3 separate regions of the Homo sapiens genome follow, and all the other regions are linked to region 1. Evidence: chromatin contacts called from ENCODE Hi-C or POLR2A ChIA-PET data. All regions are on one chromosome and are shown on one strand. Each heading gives the region's core, a stretch centred on a gene start or an enhancer-like site at or near the end of the contact. The rest is flanking DNA. Distances are from core to core; before and after follow the strand shown. Region 1 has its middle 120 kb from the start of LINC01738. Region 2 holds the start of LINC01738 (long intergenic non-protein coding RNA 1738). Region 3 has its middle 40 kb from the start of FOXD2.

Region 1 (3,725 bases), core at 333-2,832:
AAGCCCCTGCAAATGGGAGGAAGAAGAGAGTCATTTCTGTCATAGCTCCTCACCAACTGAGTGATGCCCCTTGGCTTCCAGGCAGAAATGAATCCGAGGGCCCAGGGCCCAGTCAGGAGAACAACCCCACTGACTCTTCATCCAGGACCCCACTCCAGCATGGAGGCTGGGAGGCAGGGGCAGGGGAGAGGGTGTGGGAACGACAAGCATGGCCCTGGTGCTGCGCTCTAGGTTCCACCCCCGCTGCTCTTCCCCTTCCTTAGTAGGTAAGTGGCTAGAGCATGGATGCTGGAGCCAAGAGCCTGGGTTAGAATTTAGGCTTTGCCCCTTCTTATCTGCGTGGCCTTAAGCAGGTCCCCTAATCTCCCTGTGCCTCAATTTCCTGATGTGTAATGAGGTGCACTTGCCTCACAGAGTTGTCACAAAGATTAAATGATTTAACATACACAAAGGGCTTAGAGCAGCACCCCACACATAAGAAGCACAATTACGTGTTAGCCGTTAATACCATCTGAGGCTTCTCCTTGGTGTTGAGTCCTCCAGGAAGCTTTCCTGACCCCACAGGCTGGGTTACACTCCACTTTGCTCCCACAGGCTACTGTGCTTCCCTCTAGCAATCCCCTTATCTTCCTGTAGTTAAGTCCTATTCTTGAGCCCACTTCACAGAAAAGGAAACTGAAACTCATAGAAATTAGATGACTTGTCTCTTTGCCCTGATCATCCATCCTTGGCTCAAACATCTCCAATTAGAGGAAAATCCCCCCCTTCCAACCACCGCATGTATCCTGGGCAGGCGGTACCATCTGAGCTGAGTTTTGCAGGGTAAGAGTTAACCAGGAGAAAGTGGGGCCTGAGATAGGAGGTATTTCCAGCAGACGCCAAGCAGGATAAAGCAGCCAAGGTGAGAAACTCCCAGTGTGTGAGGTACCTCTAGCAGTTAGGTGGTGCTGGAGCACAAAGTGAGGTAGGGTGCCAGGAGGGGACAAAGATGGAGAGGTGGGCTCTACCACATCACCACGGCCTGGGATGCCAGGCCAGGAGGCTCAGACATGAAGCTGCAGCCACAGGGAGGCCAGCAGACCGTTTTCAGCATCACATGGAAATGGCCAGATTTCCCTTGAGGGCCCTCAGTGAGCAATAAGCACTGTGCAAAGCTTACTATTATGGCTAATAATGGTTTATCACTCTGCACCATAATTGCCATTTACATGTCCATCTTCCACTAATTCATAAAGCCCACTAGGGCAGGTTGTGTGGGTCTCGCTCATCCCTGTGTCCATATGCTTGACACAGAGCAGACACTCAAAAGATGTTCTGTCAAATTATTAATAATTACTTAACAAGAAAAGGTAGCACATGATGCCAACTGTTGTGAGTTGTTTTGCAGAGAAAAAACTCTGGAGTCAGGCAGCCCTCAGTCCAAACACTGAAGCCCCAGTCTCACCGCGGAACGACCTTGGCAAGTCGCATTCCATCTCTGAGTCTCAGCTTCCTCCTCCTCCAAGTGAGTTTAATAATTCCTTCCTCTTGGGGTCAGGGTGGAGCTCCCAGCACAGTGCTTGACACACAAGTAGGTGACTAATACCAACTCAACAAATAGCAACTAAAAGAATGATATGAAGATATCTGGGCCGGGCATGATGGCTCATGCCTGTAATCCCAGCACTTTCGGAGGCTGAAGCAGGCAGATAGCTTGAGCTCGGGAGTTTAAGACCAGCCTGGGCAACATGGCAAAACCCCGTCTATTAAACAAACAAAAAAAAAGTAGCCAGGTGTGGTGGCTTATGCTTGTAGTCCCAGCTACTTGAGAGGCTGAAGTGGGGGGATCACATGAGACTGGGAGGTGGAGGTTACAGTGAGCAGAGATTGCACCACTGCACTCAAGCCTGGGCGACAGAGGGAGACCCTGTCTCAAAAAAAAAAAAAAAATCTCTCTGCACAAAGTTGCAAAACCACTGCCTATTTCAGACATTGGCAAACAGGAGAGAGAGTGTAAAGGGGCAGAATTTTGAATCTGAGAAATATAGATTTGAATCCTGGTGCTGTTCTTTCCTAGCTATGCAACCTTAGCGAAGTAAATGAACCTCTCTGGTTTCCTAATGTGTTCATTCCGGGCATTATCAATAATACCAATCTCAAAGAGTTACTGCATGGACTAAAGGAGATAACGGATGTGAAAGTGCTTTGTATACAAATGTGGGCGATTATTATTATCATGACAGTTCATAAAACCCGGGTGGAGATTTTTGTTACAAACAAGTTCTCTCCCATCCCACCAGCAGTCCAGGGGCTGGCCCAGTGCTTTGTTCCCAGGAAGGGCATAGCTGGAGGGGCCGGCTGGGTTGGGGCAGAGGCCAGGGCGGGCTCCTCACTCCCACCATCTGCACTGCGGGGTCAGCCCATCTGTCCAGCAGTGGGCACACATGTGGCCTCATCTGAGGGTATGAGGTCGTCGGGGTCAAGCAGGAGAAAATTGGGGGCAGATGAGGGGAAGGTTCCAGCTTATTTTTAGAAAAGGGGGAAAGAGAGGAAGACAGGAAGGGCCTTGTTCGTCAGTATTTCCACCATGTGGATGGCAGGCGGGAGGGTGGGCAGGCAGCCAGGCCAAGGCTAGAGACAAAGATGTGTCCACTTCTGCAGCTGCTGCCACAACCACCACAGGATGGCCATCCCCGCCCACCCCACCAGCCTAGGACTGGTCCCAAGCCTGCACCCTGCCCCTTGGGGGACCCCTCTCCTCCCAGAACAAATTGAATTAGAATGGTAAATCAGATTGAATTTTTAAATTAATTGATTTATTTTTAAATTAATTTTAAAGCATCATAAAGAACCAAGATTACAAATTCCATCCTTCAAACATGCATTAAGCACCTATTCCGTGCTATTTCTGTGTCAGGCACTGGGAATGAAATTAATAAATTTAAGAAGGTCCAGTTGGTGGAAGAGCCCCTAATTCCAGTAGCAAAGAAGGATTGGAAGTTCCGTGAAAGTACAGACTATGTCTGTCTTGCTCACAGCTGTATTTCCAGCGCCTAGCACATAGGCAGCACTCAATAAGCACCTACAGAATCAGTTGCAACTATCCAACCCAAGGCAGGCTGAGGGGTTATATAAAGACACAGACACAGAGCAAAAGGGACCTGCAGAGACTGCCAATACCAGCTGTGTGATCTAGGAAGGCTCCCAGAAGAGTTGGCAATTGTGAGCTTTGAAGGCTGGAGGAGGTAATGGAGAGTGTACAGTATAAGCATAATGTAGGAGGTGGGGAAGTTTAAACCATGCATGAGACATGCAAGTGGGAGAAGAAGACCCAGGGCAGGAAAGAATGGGTTTGGGAACTGTGTCCCCCTTTGTACATTCAACCTCAGGTGACTGCACAGCCCAGCCCTGTCAGTGCAGCATTCTCACTTCTAGCCCTAGCTATATCCAGTGGGAACTCTTGTAATACGGACCCTAAAGGAAACTGCATCAGTCCAGAGGTGTTGAGCTAGCAGGACCATATCTGGGCTAGAAGAGGGATCCACTTGTTGCAGTGTAAAGAGCCTGAGGGGTGGAATCTGATGGCGGCAAGGCCAATGGGCCCTCCCAGGACAGGGCATGCACAAAGTAGGGCATGGCACACTTTGTGCCCATAAGATGTACAAATCTCCTCCTCCCAGTCCTCCCTGGGGTCTTGAAGTCCTGGAACCTCTTGGAGTTAACCTGACCTGTGTCCTAACAGGTGG
Region 2 (3,725 bases), core at 422-2,921, 120 kb before region 1:
GCAGAGAGGGGAGACAGAAAAGGAGGTCGGCGGCTCTAGGGGATGTAAGGAACGATAAAATTAGACTGCGTTGTCTAGACATAAGCACAGGGTTACCGAGAGGTTTCGCGCGCGCTTGCACGCATGTGTGTGTGTGTGTGTGTGTGTGTGTGTGTGAATAGGACTGAGCAAGGAGTAGGGCCAAATGGCCTCTAAATCCCTTTTTGCCTCTGAAATTCTTCAAGGCTATGTCTAAAAGCCTATAATTCTAAAATTCTGTAATTCATAGATCTGATACTTCTCTAACAGACACTGTGATTCTAAGGTTCTGTGATTCTAAGAGTTTATAATCCAATGAGTCTGTAATTATAAACTGCTATGATTCTCTAATTCTAAACACTATGGTTCTCTAATTCTACCATTCCATGATGCTAATATCCTCCTGTAATTCTAAGATTCTATCATTGTTTCCTTAATTTAATATTCCACCATTCTCAAGTTCTGTGATTGAAAGAGGTCATGATTCTGTATTTCTATAAATTTATTCTTTTATATTTATAATGCTCTATAATTCTAGTATTCTAGAATTCTGATTTCATAATCCTAAAATTCTAGAATTCTAATGTTTTATGCTACTAAAAATCTAAAGCATTTATATGATTTTTTAAATCAAGTTTTCAAGAATTCCCACAATCTAAGATTCTAACATACTGGGTTTCTAAGACCCTACAATACAATTTTTTTTTTTATTCAATGTTCTGTATTTTGAAGATTAAATGTCAAGGAGTCTTAGTTCTGAAACGTTAATATTATATGCTATCATGATTCCAACATGTCTCATATTTTATGATATCATTATTACAAACACAAAGTCATTTTATCTACAAAATGCAGGAATTAAGCTGCAAGTGACAAAGAATCAAGGGACCTCCACAGCTGTCCTCCTAATCAGATTGGAGCACATCCCATGGCCATGGATTCTTCCTCAGTGGCAAAGGAGACCTGAAGACAGCTGCTTTACCCAGCCAGTGCTCCAGGAGCTGCCTGGAAAGACAAAGGCATGGGAGGTGGGGGCCTGGCCAGGGTCAGGCCGAGGAGTTGGCCCCATGCCTCCGGGAGGCCCCTCCTCAAAAGCCAGGTTTCCAAACATCTGCCAGCATTTGGGTCCCGATTGCTGTCCTTTAAAAGTATCCCTCTCCTTTTCTTGTTCCCCATCAAGGGCTCCCATGACAATCATTTCAAGCAGCTAATGAGTTTCAGATGGGCTTTGGGAGCCAGGGACGGATGGACGCTCAGAGAGGAGGGTTCTTAGGCTGAGTTCCGTGGGCAGGGGGAGGGGTGGGGGTCAGATAGGAGAATGTTTTGTAGCTGAAGTATTAGGGGCCGTCCACCCCTCCCAGGCCTGGGGACAGAACCTGGAAAGGAGCTGGAGCCGTGGTTACGCTGCTTGCTCCTTCCCGCTCGCCCGTGTTGGCTCGCTGTCAATATAGAGACCCACACTCCCTTTCTAACGCCTCACACACTGTTTTGAACCTTGATGAAATAAAGACCCAGAAGCATTATAGGAAACATCGAGGCCTTCTTGAGGCCAAGATGTGATTACTCACCTGCTAATAGAAGGGTCTTTGCAAAAGACCGAAATCGTCCTTGTTGAAATTACATCGTCTGTGATTCTCTCCCCTTCCAGATGCACGGGAGTACATCCAGAGGCTGCTGTCAGCTCTCATGTGGGCCACACCGCCTGGCCCGGGGTGGGGTTGCCTGTGGGGCCCCTGGGCCCCCTGGCACCACACGGGGGCAGCTCAGCAATCCTGCCGTTCCCTGTGCCGGGCTGCTCTCTCCCTTTGGCTCGGGGCTCTGAGGGGGCTGACAGTGACCCCAAAGAGCTTTCTCCCTCTTGTGCCAGGGGATGAGGAGAGGCCAGGGGCTCGGGAGAGGCGTCCCAGCCTTCATTTCCGTAGCATTCAGAGAGCCCAGGGAGCAGCCCGTGCCCAGAACCTGGCCAGGATTATAAGTGGGTTCTGCAGCGTTCTCACTCCCTGGCTGCCCGAGAACTTCCGCTGCTTTCAAGGTCTAATTTATGGATTCACTTAAATGAGCAGAACATTGAGAAAGACACACCAATGCATTTCAGAGGAACTCACACACTCCACAACCCAGCGAGGCCATTCCCTACCAGGAATGTAGGAGGAAGTTCTGCAACAGGATGTGTATAGTTTAGGGTTTGGAGGGGGTCTCTCCTGGCAAGAGAGACCAAACCTTATAATTAAGTAACTCTCCGTTTCCTTTAAGATATCAACAACAACAACCACGTTCTCCCCAGTTGCCTAAACAGGACAAGTCCCCGGTTAAGCAGTTCCTGGTGGTCTGTGCTCACACATGTGCAGAGAGAGAAAAAAATCTGCCTGGAAGCTGGCCTCCCTGGCTTCCCAGCAGCGGGCCACCTCCCTGCTTCGCCGCCACCCCCTCCCCCGTTCGCAATTAGGGGTAATCTTTTGTTGCCTGGAAAGTGTAAAAATCGCCGGCTTTTCTTTTTGCATGCATAATATCCATTTCCCCTCCAAGTGCGTTATTTGGTTTGGGAATTACATCTATTTACAAGAGTAGATGTTGCACAAAGGTTGTGTTTATGTGGAAAATTATATCGGTGACACGGGCTGATTGGCATGTGGAGGCTGGGAGAGCAGGCCTTCTCATCAGCTTGGAATAACAAAATGATTGCATTTTCAGCAAAGCTAATTGATCACATACCTCGCTGGGCTATCTGTTTACTCAAAGGCCATCCAGGCCCTGGGAAGGTGGAGAGAAGAGAGCCCGGGGCCCGTGGTCACTGCCAGGCCGAGCCAGCCAAGGGCTAGTGGGGTGTGGTGTAGACACGGGGCCTGGACAGGTCCTCAGGTGGTGAGGTTGGGCAGGGAGATAGGCTGACTCTGTTCTCCCCGGGGAAACCAGGCCCGTACTTCACACTGGTGACCGTGTCCTTTCTCCAGACCCCTGAAGTCAGTATGGGGCAGCGCAGGTGTGGGGAAGGGCTAGTTGGAGTATGATCTGGAGCCACTGAAAAGAAAAGACAAGTAAATTCCCTTCTCTCATCCATTGGAAAAGCAGTGGGCTTTAAGGTGGTGCTGAGCTGGCTGCACAGGGCTCGTGGGAGTGAAAGCTCTGGAAACCTGTCTCCATGTGTCTGTCTTGACTGAGTGACTCTGTCTTTGCTCTTCTCTGGGGAGCTCTAGATCAGGGGCCAGGACTGGGACTAGGAGGATGGATGGGAAAGAGGGACGTTATGGGGTGGGGGATGCTGTTAAGGAGTACATTCAGCTTCCAAATCTGCAGACAGTGAAACCTGAGCCCAACCCTCTCTGACACCCTGCCGGAACAGATCTTGCTCCTGCCTTTGGGGAAGGAGGTGCTTATCTTTAGGTTTGTGATAAAAATTCCTGGCCCTGGGCTGACTGAGCCTGTGCGAGGTCTCCTAAGAAGATATTACCTCCTCTTCATTGACCCACACCAGCCAGGCCTCTTGGACCAAACAGCTGAAGCCACCTAAAAAAAGCCCGGAGTTAGAATTGTATTTCCTCCCCAGGGTTAAAACTTCAGTTATGTGGGGGCAGAAAACAAAACAGTTGGATATAGTTAAGCAAGTACTTGAATTGAAAATGGCCAGTTATTTGAGAAACAACTTGTCCGCAATTCACCAAGAAACATTAATTTACCAGTCACTTTGCAAACATGAAGTTCCTTTGAAA
Region 3 (3,725 bases), core at 398-2,897, 92 kb after region 1:
AGAGGCCCGGCCAAAAGCTCTGGGACAAGATCGGCCAAGATGAGTCTGAGCTCATGCATCAGCAAGTCCTGGCAACAGATGGAGAGGCCAAGAGGTGAGGGGTGGTGAAGGTTCACAGGCTTGGACACCAGCTCACCCTATCCTGGCATTTTTGTGGCACACGCGCACCCAGTTTGGGTGCAGCTGGCGAGGCAGGAAGAGGGACTTTGGGTGGCAGTCCAGCCAGGACCAATCCCTACACCATCATCACTGCCTTGGTTTTCTTTGCCCATGTAAGGGTGACCATAGCCAGGCCCACCTTATGGATTGGTTGTTGCGAGCACTGGCAAGCTAGAGTCTGTGAAGTGAATGATAAATAGAAGAAACTCAAAAAGTGAGTAATAAATAAAAGCTGTTACACCATAACCCCTACTAACTCTCACCCACGAAATGGGGATTCACACATCTGCTGCTCTAGGTGTGGACGCAGCCGTGAATGAAGCAGACAAAAAGCCCTGCCCTCCAGAGAAACAGACAGTAAACAAAACACACAATTAAAAGATACAGTGTGAGATGGCAGGAAGTGCTGAGGAGAAGGACAAGGCAGCGGGGGAGAGGGGGTACCCAGGTGATGGGACCAGGCAAGGCGGGTTCCATGCAAAAACTGCTGTCCAAGAAAGGTTCACTGAAAAGGTGACATTTTGGCAGAAACTTTTTTTTTTTTTTGAGACGGAGTCTTGCTTAGTTGCCCAGGCTGGAGTGCAGTGGCACGATCTCGGCTCACTGCAAGCTCCACCTCCCAGGTGCACGCCATTCTCCTGCCTCAGCCTCCCGAGTAGCTGGGACTACAGGCGCCTGCCACCACGTCCGGCTAATTTTTTTTGGTTTTTTTTTAGTAGAGATGGGGTTTCACCATGTTAGCCAGGATGGTCTCGATCTCCTGACCTCGTGATTCACCCGCCTCGGCCTCCCAAAGTGCTGGGATTACACGCGTGAGCCACCACGCCCGGCCAGAGAAACATTTTACTAAGAGGTAAGGGAGGGAATCTACCAGATCTGGGAAGACCGTTCCAGGCAGAGAGAACAGTTTCGTGCAAAGTTTTTCAGGTGGGAGGAAAAACCCTGAGGCCCAAAGGGAGAGAGGAGGAGCAAGAGGAGGGGAGGGGAGCTGGGGGGTCTAAGCCAGGCTAACCAACATGTTCACCCATCCCTCTGGCTCCAAAATTGACAACAGACTGAAGGGAAGTGGGGCAGAATTTAGGAAGTTAACTTAATAATCCAGGAGTCAGATCCAGGAGATGATGGTGTCTGGGACCTGGAGGGTAGCGGTGGAGGCTGAGAAGTGGTTGGATGATGAATAATTGTTTGAGGGTAGAATCAGCAGGGTTTCCTGCCTGGTTATTGAGGAGTCTAGAGAAATGTGTATGAAGGTCTCAGTGCACATGCCACGGGCATAGACCTGACCCTCAAGTAGAGGCTCCATAAGTGGGCTGTTAGGCCCCACGCAGGACCGCGTGGAAAGCAGCTGACAAGGAACAGCATTGCACCAAAAGCCTCTATAGTGCAGCCAAGCAAGAAAGGGGTATCCCCAGAGCCTGTGAGCCCCTCCCCTACCACTCCCTGCCCGAATAGGACCGCAGAGGCCACAGGTTACGGAGAGGGAGCTCACACCCCGGCAAAGATTGATGCCTTTTAAACAGACCCAGAGTGAGAAGGACAGAGAAAGTCAATATTTGTCCGAGCAAGCCAAACAGGCCGGCTCGCCCAGGAATGTGAGGGAGGGAGGGAGGCCCAGTGCCCAGAGAACATTATTTCAACAGACAGATATTTGGAAACCGTCGCTGTCCTGGGGATGGGGGAAGGGGGCAGTTCACCCAGCCCTCATTCCTGCCCAGGGATGGATGGGACCAGGCCTGGCAGCAAGGGGGTGAGAAGGGAGGGGACAAAGGGACAGTGGGGAGGGAAAAAGCAGATCAGGGCAGAGGAGCTGGAAACTGAGGGTCAGAAAGGGGAAGGGATTACCCAGGACATACAGGTGAAATCCTCCAATGGTTTTTCACATCTTTCAATTCAACTGCAAACATTGTAGCCTGCTCTAGGCGGCTTTCCACCATCCAGACCCTGCCTACCTGTCTTGTCTCACCTCCCTGCACCCCCAGCGAATCTGAGCATTTTATGGTACCAAAGCACACCCAGTGCTCAGCTTGCTTTTGCATACACCATTCCTCCACTGGACACACCTTTTTTTAACTCTGATTCATTCTTCAAAACCTAGTTCAAGGTTCACCTGCACCAGCAGTCTTCTTGTTTGAGGTTAAGAGCTGGAGGCTCAAATCCAAAGAGGGCGGGACTTGCCAGTTACTGGCTGTAGAACTTTAGGCAAGTTCCTTGACCTTTGTAAGTCTTAGTTTTCTCATCTGCAAGATGGTGTGGGAGGCCGAATAATGCTCCCCACCCTCAAGATGTCCACATCCTCATCCTCAGAGTCTGTGAATATGTTACCTTACATGGTGAAAGGGACTTTGCAGATGTGATTAAATGAAGGATCTCAGATGGAGAGATTATCATGGATTATCAGGGTGGGCCCAGTGTAATCACAAGGGTCCCTATAAGAGGGAGGCAGGAAGGTCACAGTGAGACCAGGAGATGTGATGATAGAAGCAGAGATTGGAGAGATGCAGGGGCCACAAGCCAAGGAATGCAGGTGGCCCCTAGAAGTTAAACAAGGTAAGAAAATAGATTATTCCTCAGAGTCTCTAGAAGCAACAGCCCAGCTAACACCTTGACCTTAGTCCAGTGAAACTTGTTTTGGACTTCTGAACTCCAAACTGTAAGATGATAAATTTAGGTTGTTTAAAGCCGCTAAGTTTACAGTAATTTGTTACAGCAATAGGAAACTAATTCAGCTAAGTACCACATTCATACCTACCGCCAAGGTTCTTGTAAGTAAGAACTAAATAACTTTATATATAAAGTTATAGTACATATATATACTATATCTATATAGTTTATATATATTTAAAAGTGACTGTATATATACATATATATATATATATATACACTTACAAGAACCCTGGAGGTAGGTATGAAGACCCCTTAGCATTGTACCTGATAGAGAGAAAGGGCTCAGGGGCTGTTGAGTATCCCTGTTGGTGCTACCACGTCTACATCCCGGCCTCTTCACAATCCCTTCCAACTTGGTCTTTAATGTCTGTGTGCATCTCTGCCTGCTTCTCCAGATAGTGAGCAATTTAAGGGCAGGCACACAGTGTTATATTAGTCTTGGTATCGTCAATACCAGGCACTTAGCAAATGCTCAAAAAATGTTGAATGAATAAGTGAATGAATGAATGAATGAATGCTGGCATTTGTCCATGCACAATGTGGCTTTAATCATACAAATTCGACAACCATGGGACCAAGCTTTAGAATCCAAACCCCAGAAGCGATCTCTGGAAATAGTTGGGTCCTGAAGGGCGGACAGGTGGATGGAGGATACCAATCACCCACCTAGGTTTGTCTCGGAATTTCCAAGTAGCTTCTCCTTGCGACACTGCAAGAAGCTGAGGTTTCTTTTTTCTGAGACAGGATCTGGCTCTGTCACACTAGCTGGAGTGCAGTGGCGCAATCTTGGCTCACTGCAACCTCTGCCTCCCAGGCTCAAGCCATCTTCTCACCCCAGCCTCCTGAGTAGCTGGGACCACAGGCGCACAACACCACGCCTGGCTAATTTTTGTATTTTTTGT

What was found. A loop is a pair of places that touch in the nucleus more often than their neighbours do. ChIA-PET counts read pairs that join two places held with the same protein, here RNA polymerase II (POLR2A). Pooled maps may share reads with other maps.
Region 2: a map of tibial artery shows a loop between it and region 1 (2.2-fold over the local background). The contact joins the promoter of LINC01738 here to the enhancer-like site in region 1. A Hi-C loop is called at or near these places in 2 of 168 maps with a recorded cell type or tissue (aorta and tibial artery) and 3 of 50 pooled maps.
Region 3: POLR2A ChIA-PET joins it to region 1 with 14 read pairs in CD4-positive, alpha-beta T cell. The contact joins two enhancer-like sites. POLR2A ChIA-PET finds 5 or more read pairs at or near these places in 2 of 52 experiments (CD4-positive, alpha-beta T cell and MCF 10A).

The regions. Positions count from the first base shown.
Region 1 is chr1:47,567,833-47,571,557 of GRCh38, reverse strand. No RefSeq gene overlaps it. Among named protein-coding and RNA genes, the nearest start is that of LINC01738, 120 kb to the left of the region's middle. Within about 2 kb of position 1,582, at least 4 of the 41 ENCODE cell types and tissues checked have a DNase peak (open chromatin) inside an H3K27ac peak, as active enhancers do; they include tibial artery, where a contact is called at or near this core.
Region 2 is chr1:47,686,444-47,690,168 of GRCh38, reverse strand. It overlaps LINC01738 (long intergenic non-protein coding RNA 1738), which reads right to left and starts at 1,671. Exons shown (of 3, transcript XR_001738040.3): 1 at 1,587-1,671. RefSeq lists enhancers at 1,952-2,640, 2,641-3,329.
Region 3 is chr1:47,476,258-47,479,982 of GRCh38, reverse strand. No RefSeq gene overlaps it. Among named protein-coding and RNA genes, the nearest start is that of FOXD2, 40 kb to the right of the region's middle. Within about 2 kb of position 1,647, at least 9 of the 41 ENCODE cell types and tissues checked have a DNase peak (open chromatin) inside an H3K27ac peak, as active enhancers do.